Linked DNA regions of Homo sapiens: region 1 is linked to region 2. The links are chromatin loops, found by intact Hi-C in ENCODE. Cell type or tissue: mammary epithelial cell. All regions are shown on one strand. Each heading gives the region's core, and the rest is flanking DNA. Links, peaks and the distances in the headings are about the cores only. Region 1 overlaps NLN (neurolysin). Region 2 has its middle 55 kb from the start of ERBIN.

Region 1 (9,297 bases), core at 2,397-7,396, 100 kb after region 2:
CAAGAAAACTGAGGTTAAATGATTTTCCCAAGATCATATAGCTATCTAATGGTTAAAAACAGCAAAAAAAAAAAAAAAACTTTGAATTCTATTTTAATGTTTTTCCCAATGTACCATACTACTGTATTACCATCCTTAATCATTCTTTAAAATTTTATCACAAAAATTGAGTTGATTATTATTATTATTTTTGAGACAGGGTCTCACTCTGTCACCTGGGCTGGAGTACAGTGGTGTGATCATGGCTCATTGCAGCCTTGAACTCCTAGGCTCAATAGATCTTCGCACCTCAGCCTCCCAAGTAGCTGGGATTACAGGCACATGCCACCACATCTGGCTAATTTTTGTATATTTTGTAGAGAAGGGGTTTAATCATGTTGCCCAGGCTGTTCTAAAACTCCTGAGCTCAAGTGATCCACCTGCCTCGGCTTCCCAACCTGCTGGGATTACAGACATGAGCCACTGTGCCTGGCCAAATATTGAGTTTCTTAATTTCCCCCAAACCCTCCCCACCTTCCGTCTCATGACTTTGTCTTTTTCTTCACAAGAACTTTATATTTTCTGTTTCTAAAATCTATAAATAAAAAATTATTCCAGTGGGATTTTCTGTATTATACAAAGGAGAAATTACAATGCCGTTAAAAGAACTATGGAGATTAAGATAGTATATTTCTCTGAATATCATTTAAAAAATGAATTCAGGGCTGGGCACAGTGGCTCACGCCTATAATCCCAACACTGTGGGAAGCTGAGGTGGGTGGATCAATTGAGCTCAGTTCACCAGCCTGGGAAACATGGTGAAACCTCATCTCTACAACAACTAAAAAACACAAAAATTAGCTGGAGATGGTGGTGCAAGCTTGTAGTCTTAGCTACCTGGGAGGCTGAGGTGGGAGGATTGCTTGGGCCCAGGAGGCAGAGGTTGCAGTGAGCCAAGATTGAGCTACTGCACTCCAGCCTGGGCAACAGAGTGAGGACCTGTTGCAGAAAAAAAAAAAAAAAAAAAATAGAATTCAGGGCTGGGTGTGGTGGCTTATGCCTGTAATCCCAGCAGTTTGGGAGGACAAGGCGGGAGGATCACTTGAGCCCAGGTGGTTCAGGCTGCAGTGAGCTGTGACTGTGCCACTGTATTCTGGCCAAGGTGACAGCGTGAGACCCTGCTCATTTAAAAAAAAAAAAAACAAAAAAGAATTAGGAACTTTGAATTTGCTAAGGAATTATAATAGGATAACAGAGTATAGCCGGGTCTGGTGGCGTGTGCCTGTAGTCCCAGCTACTTGGGAGGCTGAGGTGGGAGAATCACTTGAGCCTGGGAGGCAGAGGTTGAAGTCAGCTGAGATCACGTCACTACGGTCCAGCCTGGGTGACAGAGCCAGACCCTGTTTCTAAAAAAAAAAAAATGAAAAACAAACAAACAAACAAAAAACAAAACAAAAACCCCAAAACCAAAAAAACAAAAACCCAAACCAAAAAAATTAAACTAAAATAGAGAAATAACTAATTGTATTATATTTGTAATTTAGTTCTTCTGCTCCCTCTTGCCCCTGCCCCAGTCCATGACATTTACTATAAAGTTGCTATCTTACTACATGGTGAAGAGGACATTCTTAGGTAGTTGTCTGCACTCCTGGGCTAGGGGGATACAGCCAGCACTGCTTGCTGACTACTAATTCAATATGCCATCGCAAGATTCACTGCTTCTGTGTGAGCCACAGCGTAAGGTTGCTGAAGTGAGGCATCACACTGCATGAAGATACATTTTCATTGGGGCTAGTTCAGTTCAACACACATTTACATTTACTGAGCTCCTAATTATTCCTGGCACTAAGGAAACAAAAAGGAATATTCTTGAAGAGCTTTAAGTCACATGAAGGAAAAGAAAGACATATTAATAGATAACATCAATATCACACATCATGTTAAAAAATAGGTAAGTACTTGGAAAAAAGAGGGGCACAAAAGAAGGATGCCTAGCCAATGGGGAAACTAAGCCAAGGTAATTGATGCTTTATATCTGGATCCCTAGGCTTTTAAGACCCCAAAAAAATTGTAAGTTTAGTAGTATTGATTATGACCAATGACTACACTTACATATTTCAAAAATCAAGAAGACATGGAAAATAAAAGGAATGAAATTGTAAATGAATTTGGGATATCTTTTTTTTTTTTTTGTCATTGTTTTAAGGTAGTGGTTCTTTTTAAACTTAATTTTAAAATTTTTATCTCTTCATTTATTTATTTTGAGACTGGGTTATGAGACTGGCTAATTTCTGTATTTTTGGTAGAGACGGGGTTTTGCCATGTTGCCCAGGCTGGTTTGGAACTTCTGGGCTTAGGCCATCCGCTCACCTTGGCCTCCCAAAGTGCTGGGATTTCAGGCATGAGCCACTATACCCGGTCGGTTCTGGTTCTTGTATTTTAATTTGGAGCTGGGTCTCCATGGCTGGTCAAGTAGGAGAGATTACATAATGTTTAAAATCATATACTTAATCTCATGACCTATTCATCTGCACTGTAACATTAAAGCTTTCCTATTTAAATCACTAATTGGCTAAGATGAATTGGCAAGATCAAAGCCTGCCGCTCTAAAAAAAATAAATAAACAATATTACAATAGATCACTGTACTTCTCAAATTTAGCTTGCATAATTCAGCCTCTATTTCATGAAAGAATTCCTCTTGTGCATTTATTCCTTAGCAGGCCACTGGAATAGAATATGCCTGATTGTTTTGACATGAAGACACTGTACATTTTTCTCGCCAAAATGGCTGGAAAGAGCAGGTATGAAATCTTCTTGGATGTTTGTTGGCTTTTTAAAAGCCAACAATTGAGAAGCCCTTGTCAGAATTGGGAAATACTAATACCTGCAGCCATAATTGCTGGCTTCTGACACTTGGCCATTTTTTTAGCTTAAAAGGATGAGGAAGTCCTTGTTTTCACTGCTTTTTCTCTTTTTTTTTCTTAGTGGAATTAAGGATACATTTAATATATGTTAAATTTTTATGTGTAACCTGATATCTGCAAATGGATATAACTATATATATGTAGTGAGGACAAATTAAATCCACCCTTCAACTTATAAAATAGGACATTAATAATACCGTTGCATTTACTTATGCAACAGGTAACCTGTGCAAAAAATAACTACTCTCTTGAATTTTGTGACAAACATTTTTTCCAGTTTTACCACTTATATATTGTATAGTTTTGCTTCTTTTCGAGCTTTATAAAGTATCATATTGTATGCAGTATTCTGCAGTTTCTTTCCTTCACTTTTACTAAGATTCAACTATATTGTTCCATGTTGTTATACTTATTTATTTTAATGCTATAAAATATTCCATTGCATAAATGTGCCACAATTTATAGATCCATTTTCTTGCTGATGGGAATCTGAGTTGCTATGAACACTTGTTCAATATTACCTTGCACAAATGCAAAGGTATCTCTAGGTAAATACTGAGGTGGGAGTGGGAGGATGTGCTAGGTTGTGGAGAATGTAAGCTCCAACTTTCTAATACTAAGTTTTTCTCCAACTTGGTGATGAATCAGTTATACTCTTAGAAGCAGTGCACAAACATTCTTGTTGATCCATATCCACAAAGATAACTTGGCATTGTTGGTTTTCTTAATCTTTGCCAATCTTGTGAGTGAAGAATGGTAACTTATTATGGTCTTCATTTGCATTTCTCTGATTACTAATAAAATTGAACATCTTTTCATACATTTGATTGCTATGTGCGTTTCTGTTGAAATATTTCTACATATCATTTGCCCATTTTTCTACTGGGATGTTTCTTTGTTATTGATTGTAGTAGTTCTTTATATATCCTAGAATGCATCACTGGTTTCATGTTTTGTAAAGTTATTTTCTCAGTATTTGAACTCTTTTCACTTTTCCTTATGAATAGAAGTTATATTAACATAGTCAAGTTTATTAGCCTTATATTTCATAGTTAGCAGTTTCTGCGTCTTAATAAATATATCCCTGCCCAGATATCATAAAGATATCTTCCTGTACAGACATCTAGAAGCTTTAAGCTCTAGTCTTTTATGACTTTAATCCATCAGGAATTGCTTTTCAGTTGGTTGTCAGGAAGACATTCAATTTTATTTTATTTTTCCAAATGGGTAACTTATGTCCCAGCAATTACCGAAGGCCTATTTTCTGGATCTGCCACTAACTGGTTTCTCACTTTAGTTTGATGAACATTTACTGAATGCTTGCTTTTTATCAGGCACTCTGCCAGAGGTGCAAAATAGAATCAAACATGATACCTCCCTCCCTTGAAGGGTTTAACAAACAGTCTACATGGTTTCTGGCAAGCACTTACCCACCAGTGATGTGGCTCTTGGAAAGTTATTGTTTCTGAGCTTCAGTTTCTCCACTTATATTATAAAAAAGCCTATCTCATAAGATTGGAATCAAGGTTATATGAGTCATATTGCTACACAAATGTAAGGCAGTCTTAGTAGTCATACACTGGGAGGGAGAGGACCACAACACACCGGTTAGTCTTATCCTCTACTGTAATTTCTTCCATCCATTTAATCAACAAATTATTTGTTTTGAAGGTTTTAAAAAAATTTTTTGTGGGTATATGGTAGGTGTATACATTTATGGGGCACATGAAATGTTTTGAGACAGGCAAGCAATATGTAATAATCACATTACAGAGAATGGGGTATCCCTTCCCTCAAGCACTTATCTTTTGTGTTACAAACAATCCAGTTATACTTTGTTATTTCCAAATGTACAATTAAGTCATTATTGACTACAGTCACCCTGTTGTGCTATCAAGTAGCAGGTCTTATTCATTCTATTGTTTTTCCTTTTGGTTCCCATTAACCATCCCCACCTCCTCCCCTATTTTGAAGGTTTTGAAACATGACTGCCAATTAAATGATACTCCCCAGACTGAGATGTGGTGTTCCTTGAATCTGGGCAGAATGCGGTGACTTGTCAACCCATATGGTATGGCAGAAGTGATGTCATGTGACTTCCGTGACAGCACATAAGTGCAAAGTAGCTTCTATGTGCCTTGCCGGAACACTCATGTTGGAGCACTGAGTCTCATGAAAGAAGTCCTACCATCCTGATACCACCACACTGTAAGGAAGCCCAAATTAACCCACACAAATGAACCACATGGAGACGCTCTGCGCTATGGACTGAACTGTGCCCTTTCAAGTTCTTTTGTAGAAGCCCTATCCCCAATGTGGCTGTATTTGTAAATAGGCTTTTGGCAGGTAATTAAGGTTAAATGAGGTCAGAAGGGCAGTTCTTAATCTGACAGGATTGTGGCCTTTTAGGAAGAGAAGGAGAGTTCTCCCTGTCTCTCTCCCCTCGCCTTCCTGTACCCCACCTCCCAACCCGTGCCATGTGCACACACTGAGGAAAGGCCAGCAGGGAAGGGAAGGGGCCATTTGCAAGCCAGGAAGAGGGCTCTCACCAGAACCCAACCATGCTGGCACACTGATCTCGGACTTGCAGCCTCTACAACTGTGAAAAAGTTAATTTCTGTCATTTAAAGGATTCAGTCTATGGTATTTTGTTATGGCAGCCCAGTCTAACTAAGACACTGATATTATTTGGCTGTGGCCCAACCAAATCTCATCTTGAATTGTAATCTGAATTTTAATCCCCACGTATTGAGGGAGGGACATGGTAGGAGGTGATTGGATCATGTGGTCAGTTTCCCCCATGCTGTTCTCATGATGGTGAGTGAGTTCTCACAAGATCTGGTTGTTTTATAAGTGTCTAATGCTTCCCCTAAGTTCACTCTCTCTCCTGCCACCATGTAAGATGTACCTTGCTTCCTTCTGCCATGATTGTAAGTTCCTAAGGCCTCCCACCCAGAGGAATTGTGAGTCAATTAAACCTCTTTCTTTATAAATTACCTAGTCTCAGGTATTCTTTATAGCAGTGTGAGAATGGACTGATACAGAGAATTGGTACTAGGATAGTAGGGTACTGCTATAAAGACAAACTGAAAATGTAGAAGCGACTTTGAAACTGGGTCAAGGGCAGAGGTTGGAACAGTTTGGAGGGCTCAGAAGAAGAGAGAAAGATGTGGGAAAGTTTGGAACTTCCTAGATTTACTGAATGGTTGTGACCAAAAATGCTGATAATGATATGGACAATGAAGTCCAGGCTGAGGTGGTCTCAGATGAAGATGAGGAACTTATTGGAAACTGGAGTAAAGGTCACCCATGCTATGCTTTACCAAAGATACTGGGCACTTTGCACCTGCCCTAGAGATCTGTGGAACTTTGAACTTGAGAGAGATGATTTAGGGTATCTGGCAGAAGAAATTTCTAAGCAAAGTATTCAAGAGGTGGCCTGGGTGCTCCTAACAGCATACAGCCATGTGTGTACACAAAGAGATGGTTTGAAATCGGGACTTATGTTTAAAGGAAAGACAGAGCATAAACATTTGAAAAATTTGCAGCCTGACCATGGGGTAGAAAAGAAAAACCCATTTTCTGGGGAGAAGTTCAAGCCAGCTGTAGAAATTTGCATAAGTAACAAGAGCCAAATGTTAGTGCCCAAGACAATGGGGAAAATGTCCCCAGGGCATGTCAGAGGTCTTCACAACAGCCCCTCCCATCACAGGCCTGGAGGCCTAGGAGAAAAAAAATGGTTTTGTGCTCCCCCCTCCTTCCCCTGCTCTCTGCAGCCTCAGGACATAGTGCCCTGCATCCCAGTTGCTCCAGCTCCAGCTGGGCTAAAAGGGGCCAAGGTACAGCTCAGGCCATTGCTTCACAGGACGCAAGCCCCAAGCCTTGGTGGTTTCCACATGGTATTGGGCCTGTAGGTGTGCAGAAGACAAAAACTGAGCTTTGTGAACCTCCTAGATTTCAGAGGATGTATGGAAATGCCTGGATATCCAGGCAGAAGTCTGCTGCGGGGGCAGAGACCTCACAGAGAACCTCTGTTAGGGCAGTGGGGAAGGGAAATGTGGCACAGGAGCCCCCAAACAGAGTCCCCACTAGGGCACTGCCTAGTGGAGTTGTGAGAAGGGGGCTACTGCCCTCCAGACTCCAGAATGGTAGATCCACATGACAGCTTGCACCCTGCACCTGAAAAAGCTGCAGGCAACATCAGCCTGTGAAAGCAGCTACAGGGGTTGTAACCTGAGAACCACAGAGGCAGAGCCACCCAAGGCCATGGGGGCCCACCCCTTGGATCAGTGCGCCCTGGATGTGAGACATGGAGTCAAAGGAGATTTTGGAGTTTTAAGATTTAATGACTGCCTGGCCAGGTTTTGGACTTGCATAGGGCCTGTGGCCCCTTTGTTTTGGCCAATTTCTCCCATTTGGAATGTGAACATTTACCCAACGCCTGTACCCACACTGTGTCTTAGAAGTAACTAACTTGTCTTTGATTTTACAGACTCATAGGCAGAAGAGACTTGCCTTGTCTCAGAGGAAACTTTGGACTTGGACTTTTGAGTTAATGCTGGAATGAATTAAGACTATGGGGGACTGTTGGGGAGGCATGATTGGTTTTGAAATGTGAAAAGGACATGAGATTTGTGAGGGGCTGGGGGTGTGATGAAAGTTTGGCTGTGTCCCTACCCAAATCTCATGTCAAATTGTAATCCAAATTGTAATTTCCGCATGTCAAGGGAGGGAGCTGGTGGGAAGTGAATGGATCATGGGGTGGTTTCCCCCATGCTGTTCTCGTGATGGTGAGTGAGTTCTTACAAGATCTGATTGTTTGATAAGTGTCTGGTGCTTCCCCTGTGCTCTCTCTCCTGACATCATGTAAGACATGCCTTGCTTCCCCTTTACCTTATGCCATGACTGTAAGTTCCTAAGGCCTCCCAGCCATGTGGAACTGTGAGTCAATTAAACCTCTTTCTTTATAAATTACCCAGTCTCAGGTACTCTTTATAGCAGTGTGAAAATGGACAAATACAGACACCTTGAGACTACATGAATAAAGACAGATGCCTGATTAGTTCCTACCTGCTTCAACCCAAGCCACCACTGCCTGAAACCACATGTCAGACCCCAAGTCAGAACTGTCCAACTAATTCCTTTCTGAATTCTTGATCCATAGAAACTGTGAGAGAAAAGAAAATGACGGTTGCTATTTCAGGCCACTAAGGTTTGGGGTAATATGTTATGCATCAATAGATAACTGGAGCCCATATTGCATGAAGAATTATGAAAAGTAATTTCACTTTTCTATGTATTAATTTTAAGTGGAAAATAAAAAGAGCTAAAATAACATTTTATATCCAATTGGGATAATATATTTGATTATTACATATATTATTGGTGTCTTGGGAATATTATTCAGAGCATCCTAATTTTAGTAGAGCAGGCCTGAAATTGCTGACATCATATAAATTTAAGATCCTATTTATCCAGCTTAATGAGGCCTTTATGTGTGGATTTTTTTTTTTTTCTTTCTGAGACATGGTCTCACTCTGTGACTCAGGCTGGAGTACAGTGGCACAACCACTGCTCAGTGCAGTCTCAACCTCCTGGGCACAAGCAATCCTCCCACCTCAGCCTCCCGAGTAGCTGGGACTACAGGCACTTACCACCATGCTCAGCTAATTTTTCTATTTTTAATTAATTAATTTATTTTTTATTTTTTTGAGATGAAGTTTTGCTCTTGTTGCCCAGGCTGGAGCCCAATGGCACAGTCTAGACTCACTGCAACCTCCACCTCCCGGGTTCAAGCAATTCTCATGCCTCAGCCTCCTGAGTAGCTGGGATTACAGGCGCCTGCCACCACACCTGGCTAATTTTTGTATATTTAGTAGAGACAGGGTTTCACCATGTTGACCAGGCTGGTCTTGAACTTCTGACCTCCCGTGATCCACCCGCCTTGGCCTCCCAAAGTGCTGGGATTACAGGCGTGAGCCACCGCACCTGGCCACTATTTTTTATTTTTGTAGAGATGGGTTTTTGCCATATTGCCCAAGCTGGTCTTGAACTCCCGAGCTCAAGTGATCTGCCTGCCTCAGCCTCACAAAGTGCTGGGATTACAGGCGTGAGCCACCATGCCCAGCCATTAATGAAGGCTTTATATGCTATATCATGGCTATCCTATTTAACTTACAGTATCACAGAGAAAATAAATAAAATATTTGGATATCTGATTTTGCCCTTTAGGTACGAATGGGATAAGTTTTACCATTTATTAAAGTGTCCAACTCCAGCAGAGAACTAATACTGGTAATTCTAGGTTTTTAAAAAAATTGCCTAAATAAACATAACCATTTGTCATGGAAGATGTTTAAAGGTAGGTAAATTCACCTAATGACCTTCAATGC
Region 2 (9,297 bases), core at 2,125-7,124:
AGTTTCTGGTATCCAGAGATTAAGTGTCTATAGAGATAAGATGTCAATGGTTTAAAAAAGATAATGGTAATACTAGCTTTTTTGAACTATGAATTACCATATTCTGGTATTGTCCTAAGTGTTTTTCATAATTATCTCATTAAATCCTCACAATAACCTAATGTGATAGGTAGTATGTCCCCATTTCCTAAATGAGAAAACTAAACAGGACCTTGATCTTCACTGTGAGGATTCATTCCTCTGTTTGATATACTCATTTCTTAAGTATCAGATATTATATAATACAGTAATTCAAGGGAGGGAGAGCTCTACTTGATAGCACTGAATCTGAGCCTTCATAGCTTGGTTGGATTTTAGTGAACGGGGAGGAAGAGTGAGAGCATTTCAGGCAAAGGAAAAGATACTCCCAGAGATCAAATATGAAGGCAAATTTGGTGGGAACAGTTGGGCTCAAGTTAGTATAAATAGGAGAGATGAAAGTGAAATTCAATTCTATCAACAAACTTGTCTAAATGACTGGCAAAAGGTAGTTGAGGGACAAATTGTTGAGTGCTTTAAATATAAAGCTAAGAAGTTTAGACTTTATTCTATAGAAAGTGGTGGGTAAAAAATAATTTAACATGTTTGCATTGTGTAAATTATAATCGTAACACATGTACATTTAAAAAATTCAAACAATACACAAGTGTAGAAAGAATGAGGCAAAGCTTTCCCCTCCTATCTTGGTATAATTTTATTCCTCAGATGCAGTCAGTTAATAGTTTGGGTACAATTTTCCAACTTTTTTTTTTTTTTTGAGACAGGAGTCTCACTCTGTCACCCAAGCTAGAGTGGAAGTGGCTCATTGCAGGCTCTCTGCAGCCTCTGCCTCCAGGCTCAAGCAATCCTCCCACCTCAGCCTCCTGAGTAGCTGTAACCACAGGTGTGCACCCACACCAGGCTAATTTTTTGTATTTTTGGTAGATATGGGGTTTCACCATGTTGGCCAGGCTGGTCTCGAACTCCTGAGCTCAAGTGATCTTCCTGCCTTGGCCTCCCAAACTGCTGGAATTACAAGCATGAGCCACCACACCTAGCCCCAGCCTTTTAAAATTTATAAAAATATAGATCTTTTTTTAAAAACATATGTGGAATTATACTAGACATGCTTTTTGGCAATCTGTATTTTTCTTTAATTCAGTAATGGGTTGTGAACACTTTTGCATATCAATATATACTATTAAGGCTTTTGAACAAGCCTCCAGTATTTCAAAAGCTTGGATGCACTGAAATGAAAACATATCTAGAAAATATATATTACTAATAACATAACCAATGTTGTTATCAATATCTTTGTATGAATACCTTTGCACACTTGCCAATTATTTCTTTAGACTAAATTCTTAAAAGTAGAATTGCTGGATATATATGTATTAAAATTTGAGATATGCTTTCAATTTGCTCTCTGGAAAATTTGCATCAATTTATGCTCTTAAAGAAGGTATTCAAACGCTTTCTGCTCTGTACTTTCACCAATATCAGATCTTATTAACCAAGAAGTTTTTTGAGCAAGGATGTAACATGATCACAGCTTTGGTACATCAGGTAGCTGGCCTATTCCAGATCATTGTTTTTAATGCATGATTCATTGTCTATTTAAAGTCTTAAAGCCAACAACTGGGCAATCGGACACTAAGGAAATGAAGATTTCTAATATATTAGGAAGAGTGACTAAACACAGAATAAATCTCACCTGGCAGAAAACCAAGTTTATTGCTTTAAGTCAGTGGTTCTCAAACCTTGGCGCACATTGAAAATAAATAAATAAATAAATAAATAATAAAGATAAAAAACAAACAGAAAAGCCTTGGCGCACATTGAAATTGTCTAGGGAGCTTTAAAAACTATCAATGCCTGGGTCTCACCCCCAAAATTCTCATTTAATTGGTCTGTGGTGTGGCCTGAATATTGAGATTTTTTTAAAGCCCCTTAGATGATTCTAATATGAGCCACAATTGAGAATTTCTGCTTTAGATGTTAATTTTAAAATTTCGTGAACTTCATGCTCACCTGTCTCATAAAGATGCCTGATGTAGTTTCTTTTTCCTAAGGTCTTAAAAAAAGAATGAGAATTGAAAGTGTGTATGGGTTCCACAATTGTTGGGGGAGATTTCACTAGATTCAAACCAGGTACTGTATAGTCCTAGTCTGAAGGAATATATATTTCTTTATTTGGCAAAGACCCTGGATTGTTTTCCAGGATTTTAGTTCATTTCTAGTTCATTTCTATACTGTGAGCCCAAAGACTAAGAAACACAAATATTCACAGGCTTGAGTCAGATGTTATGTTAGGCCTCAGGTGAATTAAATAAAGTCCTGATAAATCTGCAGAAAACAAACAAAATAAACAAACATGTTTCTTGGAACATTCGCTGGAAGATGAAATGTACAAGTTAGAACAGTTCTGGCCTGGCTGATATACAGAGAAGGCAGGATTTACACAAGGCAAAATTAGTAGAATAATGAATTACCTAGTCCAATGGAGAACTGTTCTTCACGTATTTTGACTGCATGAGATCTAGTTTCTCCCACCTTGTTACTGTATAATCCTCAAACATATTCATTGTGATTAATGACATTGGAAGGAAAATCCCATCATGTTTTGAGGGATGAATTTCCCCTACTCTGCTGATTGGGAAAATGAGTCACTCATTTCCCACAGACCTTAGAATATTTTGGTACTCCATGTCAACCTATCATTGCCAAACAGCAGCTGACACTTTAAAGTGAACTTCTGACCTTCAGAGATGAAAATTATTCTCTTACCATTGGTATTTGGAGTTTCACATTTGCCTGGGTTGGTAACCAAGGCTGTGAGGGCTGCCATTTTCTAAGTATGATGAGAAGCGGGTTGCTGATCATTGGCAACAGAGCATCAGGCCTGGGGTTCATTTTCTGATACTTCACTGGAAACAGGATGGCTCTACTCAATTGTGTGCTGGTGAACAGGCTCTCAGGGCAGGTTGGGTGGGTGGATGGGTGGGGGATACATGGAGAAAGGAAACGGGGAAATGGAGGACCTGACTGGCAGCATTTGCCATTTTCTGAGGTATAAATACCCCCATCATGTCTGATTTCAAGCTACCAAGGTTTAACATTGCCTCATATAACTCTCATAAAAATTATCTCTCTCTCTCTCTATAGACAGACAGATAGATAGATGATAGATAGATGATGATAGATAGATAGATAGATAGATAGATAGATAGATAGATAGATAGATAGATATAGATAGATGATAGATAGATGATAGATAGATAGATAGATAGATAGATAGATAGATGATAGATAGATAGATAGATAGATCACAGTGATATATATATATCCCTGTAACTTCAAATTCCTGGGCTCAAGACATCCTTCCACCTCAGCCTCCAGAGTAGCTAGGACTACAGGCACATGCCATCACACCAGGCTAATTTAAAAAAAATTATGTATATATATATACATATACATAGAGAGAGAGAGAGAGAGGCAGAGTCTTACTATATTGCCCAGGCTGGTATTGTCTTCCTGGCCTCAAGCAATCCTCCTGCCTCAGCCTTCAAAAATGTTGGGATTAAAAAATTTTAAATGTTTAATAATCAATTATCCACAGCATGTAGGAGTTGGCTCCATCACACTGCTGGGTTTGCCTCATTAAGAATCAACAATCTTGGTTTTCTGGTGGGCAATTATAAATTGACAGCCAAGATATAGTATAATTATATAAAAGTTGAGGTCATTTTGTGGCTCAAAATTAAACCTAAACAAGCAGCAGAGCTCTTCTTACCCCTAGACCACAAGTTTCTTAGTACCTACTTTCAAAGACTCTAAGGGTCTAATAATGGAAAAACTCAGCTATTAGTGCTTCAAAGAGGTTTGTTTATAAAAATCTATAGTCTAAAATTAAGCAAAATAATTATTTTGGATGAGGACTTACAAGGTTTGGATGTGTCCCCACCCAAATCTCATCTTGAATTGTAGCTCTCATAATTCCTATATGTTGTGAGAGGGGCCTGGTGGAAGATAATTGAATCATGGTGGTGTTTTCCCCCATATTGTTCTCGTGGTAGTGAGTAAGTCTCACGAGATTTGAATCTGATGATTTTATAAGGGGGTTTCCCCTTTTGCCTGGCTCTCATTCTCTCTTGTCTGCTGCCATGTAAGATGTGCCTTTCGCCTTCTGCCATGATTGTGAGGCCTCCCCAGCCACGTGGAACAGTGAGTCCACTAAACCTCTTTTTCTTTATAAATTACCCAGTTTTCGGTATGTCTTTATCAGCAGCATGAAAATGGACTAATACAAGGACCATGGAATAGATTGAAATATAAAAGATGTTTATTTAACCTGATAGCCAAATCAACTTCTCCCCAGGAATGGTTGCCTACTTGATGGTGCTCTTCTTTTCCCATAAAGTTCAGATACTCTTTTAGGAGTGAGCAGCTATTTCAGGTCTTATTTGAAGCAAATATGAGTTGTAATCTTTTTAGAAGAAAGGGCTTCTGTTTTCTCTGCAATGTTTTATGTCCATCAAGTGTATGGCTCCTAGAGGAGAAGGGAACACTGGCTAGCCTGGCTCCTACTTCAAAAAGGAACAAGATCCACCTCTCCCTAGAAAATTAAACACATATTTCAAGGAGTAGTCATTTTTATTTACCACTGTTCCCTTAAAAATGTCAGAAATGTGTGAGTAAAATGTGTTAGTAAATTACTATTTGAGCCGGATGAGGTGGCTCATGACTAATCCCAGCACTTCGGGAGGCAGAGGTGGGTGGATCACCTGAGGTCAGGAGTTCGAAACCAGCCTGACAGACATGGAAATCCTCGTCTCTATTGAAAATACGAAAATTAGGCTGGGTGTGGTGGCTCATGTCTATAATCCCAGCATTTTGGGAGGCTGAGGCGGGCAGATCACCAGGTCAGGAGATCGAGACCATCCTGGCCAACATGGTGAAAACCCTTCTCTACTAAAATACAAAAAAAATTAGCTGGGTGGGGTGGCTAGCGACCTTAGTCCCTGCTACTCAGGAGGCTGAGGCAGGAGAATCGCTTGAACCCGGGAGGCAGAGGTTGCAGTAAGCCGGGATCGCACCACTGCACTCCAGCCTGGCAACAGAGCAAGACTCCATCTCAAAACAAAAACAAAAACAAAAATTAGCTGGAAGTGGTGGCACATGCCTGCAGTCCCAGCTACTTGGGAGGCTGAAGCACGAGGATTGCTTGAACCCATGGGGCGGAGGTTGCAGTGAGCCAAGATTGCTCCACTGCACTCCAGCCTGGGTGACAGAGTGAGACTCTGTCTCATAAAAAAAAAAAATTACTATTTGAATAATCACCTCTATGGGCTTCCCTACCACGATGTCATTAAAAAAAACTGCTTATTATACAAAAATAATAATAACTTGCATTTTTATAGTAGAAAGGTTAAGAGTAATCTGGAGTTTGAATAGATGTTTATTTGCACATTTAATATGAAATGTGACTTTAAGCAAGTTACGTAACATCTCTAAGACTTAGGATCCTCATTTGTAAAATAAACATAAAAATAGCAACTACTTAATGGAGCTGTTGTGAGAATTAAATGAGACAATATAAATATAGCAGTTAGCATAGGCTTGGCATTTAGTTGGTACATGACAAGTCAAGAAATTATTGTTAGATTGTTACTTTTTTTTTTTTTCTGAGACGGAGTTTCACTCTTGTTGCCCAGGCTGGAGTGCAATGACCCAACCTTGGCTCACCACAACCTCCACCTCCCAGGTTCAAGCAATTCTCCTGCCTCAGCCTCCTGAGTAGCTGAGATTAGAGGCATGCACCACCACACCCGGCTAATTTTGCATGTTTAGTAGAGATGGGGTTTCTCCATGTTGGTCAGGCTGGTCTCAAACTCCCGACCTCAGGTGATCTGCCTGCCTCGGCCTCCCAAAGTGCTGGGATTACAGGCATGAGCCACCGCTCCCTGCCAGATTGTTATTCTTTTGACCCTTTACAAGGTTCTTTAATCAACTCAACCTCACATAATATTTTATTATTATGACGAAAAGTACACAAGATAAGTATTATTATAGCCCTTTTAAAGATAAGGAAATTTTCAACCTCACATAATATTTTATTATTATGATGGGAAGTACACAAGATAAGTATTATAATAGCCCTTTAAAAGATAAGGTAAGGAAGGCCTAGAAACATTAAGAATGTGCCCAAGATGGAATAGCTGCTTGATGACAGAGCTGGGACATGCATTTCATTATGTTTTATATAAAATTAACCATAACACTAATTTGCTGATTCAAAATAGGGTTAAACTATTAAACAGCAGTGAAACTGGTATTCTAATCAGAAGGTTTTTTTAAATTCATGAGTAAGGTAAATGTTGCTAGACACTGATTTTGGAAATTCTATTATTCCTTAAAAACAGCCACAAATTTCTTCTATTAGCAGCAGCAGAAATTATTTTTAAATATTAAACACTTTATATGCTTATATATGTGTGTTTTAAACATATGTTAAACATTTAATTACATTAATTAATTTCGAGACAGGGTTTTGTTCTTTCTCCCAGGCTGGAGTGCAGTGGCCAGATCTAGACTCACTGCAACCTCTGCCTCCCAGGCTCAAGCGATACTCCCATTTCAGCCACCCAAGTAGCTGGGACCACAGGCGCGCCACCATACCTGGCTAATTTTGTGTTTTTATTAGAGATGGGATTTCTCCATGTTGGTCATGCTGGTCTCGAACTCCTGACCTCAGGTGATCTGCCCGCCTCAGCCTCCCAAAGTGCTGGGATTACAGGCGTGAAGCCACTGTGCTGGCCTGTTAAACACTTTGTATCCCTTTCGATCATCAGAATCACCCTCTGAGGTAGGCATTATATTCTTTTTATGGATGGTAAAACAGTAATAGCTAATATTTATGGCCATTTTGTTTGCATCAAACATTGTGCCACGTATTTTACATGCATTATCTCGTTTTAATCAGTTCAACAACCTTCTGAGATAGAGAGCCACTATTATTATCCCAGTTTGCTAATGGAGAGAATATATATGCAAATTTGCTATTAGAATTGAAGAACAGGAAACTTTTTATTATACATTGTTTTATTCTGCTTAATTATGTAATTTAAAGGTCCTGTGAGGATTATTTTGTCAGAGCCAGTCCCATTAAAAATAATCGTTCAAGTAGAGATTGGGGAAAAAAGAGTTGTCAGGGCAAAATTATGCTTAAAGTATGTTTGCACATTCCTTTTTTTTTTTTTTTTTTCGACAGGGTCTTACTCTGTCACCCAGGCTGGAGTGCAGTAGTGCAATCAAGGCTCACTGCAACCTCTGTCCCCCAGGCTCAAGTGATCCTCCCACCTCGGCCTCCCAAGTAGCTGGGACCACAGGCATGTGCCACCATGCCTGGCTAATTCTTGTCCTTTTTGCAAAGACCAGTGTGATGGTTAATACTGTTAACTTCATTGGATTGAAAGATACAGAGTATTGATCCTGGATTTGTCTGTGAGGGTGTTGCCAGAAGAGATTAACATTTGAGTCAGTGGGCTGGGAAAGGCAGACCCACCCTTAATCTGGCGGGCACAACCTAATCAGCTGCCAGTGAATATAAAGCAGGTAGAAAAATGTGAAAAAGAGATGGGCCTAGCCTCCGAGCCTTTATCTTTCTGCCATGCTGATCCTGCCCTCAAACATTGTACTCCAAGTTTTTCAGTTTTAGGACTTGGACTGGCTCTCCTTGCTCCTCAGCTTGCAGACAGCCTATTGTGGGACCTTGTGATCATGTAAGTTAATACTTAATAAACTCTCATATATATGATATATATATGTGTATATATATGATATATATGTATGTATATATGATATATGTGTATATATGATATATATATATAATATTTTATATATCCTATTAGTTCTGTCCCTCTAAGAGAACCCTAATACAACCGGGTTTCTCCATGTTGCCCAGGCTGGTCTTGAATGCCTGAGCTCAAGTGATCCGCTTGCCTCGGGCTTCCAAAGTGCTGGGATTACTGGCGTGAGCCATGGCTCCGGCCTGTTTGCACATTCCTTTGATCTCACACACTCTCCCAGCTTGTAGAATAAGACGACATGCCGCGAAAAACTTGAATTTGGGGGAGTCATTGTATTAGCCAGGTACTGTCCAGTTTGAGTAAAAATAAATTCGGTTTGGCAACTGCACAGTAAATAATAAACTATTCTTAACACTTAGTAACACATCATCGGTTTTCCAAAGATAAAAACGGTGTTGGGGTCAAAGAAGTATGTTGTTTCAGGGCATATGTTGCTATTAATAAAACATTCTCTCTGCAGGAAGTATACACAGACAGCTCACAAAAACAGGAAAGTCACTCAGGAACCTGGTTTAAAACTCCTGGTCTGAACTCATGAAATTGCCCTGAAGTCATAGAGAGTAGATACCACAAATTAGAAGTCAAATGAAGAGCATAGTTTTTTTCATACTTCAACTGGTACAATTCTGTACTTTCAATCCTGTGAAGGCAGATCTAGAGAGACTTATTAATAGAACTTTTTACACCAATCCCTTCATTTTGGGGATAAAGATACGGAGAACAAAGTTAGATAACATCTAGTGTTTTTGCCTGCTCAAATCCATTTCCCCTTCTGGTAACAACCCATCCCATGGAATTCTGGGGGCTGGACTCTTTCCCGACTCAAGGTCTTTTTAGTGTAGAGAGGGGTGATCTCACCTCCAGCTTCAGGGGTGGGCATGTATCAGGCACGGACAAACAGGGTCACATTAACGCACTCACTGACAGGTATGCGGGAGATCTGAATTGATTTAGTACAGAAGGAAAACTAAACCCAAGACCACACAGTTAATGCCAAAGCTAGGACTATAGCCTGAGTCTCCCACCTCTAAGACCAGTGATCTTTTCATGCTACCATGCCACAAAACATACATAAGTTAAAAAAAAGTTCTTACTAATTTAAAAGGTAGCTGTATTTCAGTGCTAATATACCAGACTGTCTCAGGTCTGCACGACTTCCTGTTTGTATGTTAGGTACCTGGAACATAAGCCCACATTTCCTTCTATGTCCTTAAAGAGAGTAATGATTTATAGCAGGGTAAAGAGGGTACAATGATCATTTACTTTATATTCAATGTTCCTCTAAGGCCACTTATAAAAATTATCTTATGCCACCAGGATACCACTATTCATTTTAGACAATTAATGATTACACTGTGACTTATAACCATTTGAAAAGGAGGCTGGGAAAAAATGGGAGCGAGTATAGTAT

What was found. Peaks named below come from ENCODE experiments on the same cell type or tissue, not always from the same donor. Only the 100,000 strongest peaks of a DNase experiment are listed, where the experiment ranks them.
Region 1: it touches region 2 in a loop (3-fold over the local background); 3 of 110 quality-filtered maps call a loop at or near these places.

Annotation. Positions count from the first base shown.
Region 1 is chr5:65,764,838-65,774,134 of GRCh38, reverse strand. The region is part of intron 3 of NLN (neurolysin); the gene reads right to left. Among named protein-coding and RNA genes, the nearest start is that of NLN, 47 kb to the right of the region's middle. In mammary epithelial cell, for the core only: no CTCF peak of the experiment used is centred there; a DNase peak (open chromatin) is centred at 4,394; H3K27ac peaks cover 585 bases.
Region 2 is chr5:65,866,781-65,876,077 of GRCh38, reverse strand. No RefSeq gene overlaps it. Among named protein-coding and RNA genes, the nearest start is that of ERBIN, 55 kb to the left of the region's middle. In mammary epithelial cell, for the core only: no CTCF peak of the experiment used is centred there; DNase peaks (open chromatin) are centred at 2,667 and 4,727; H3K27ac peaks cover 515 bases.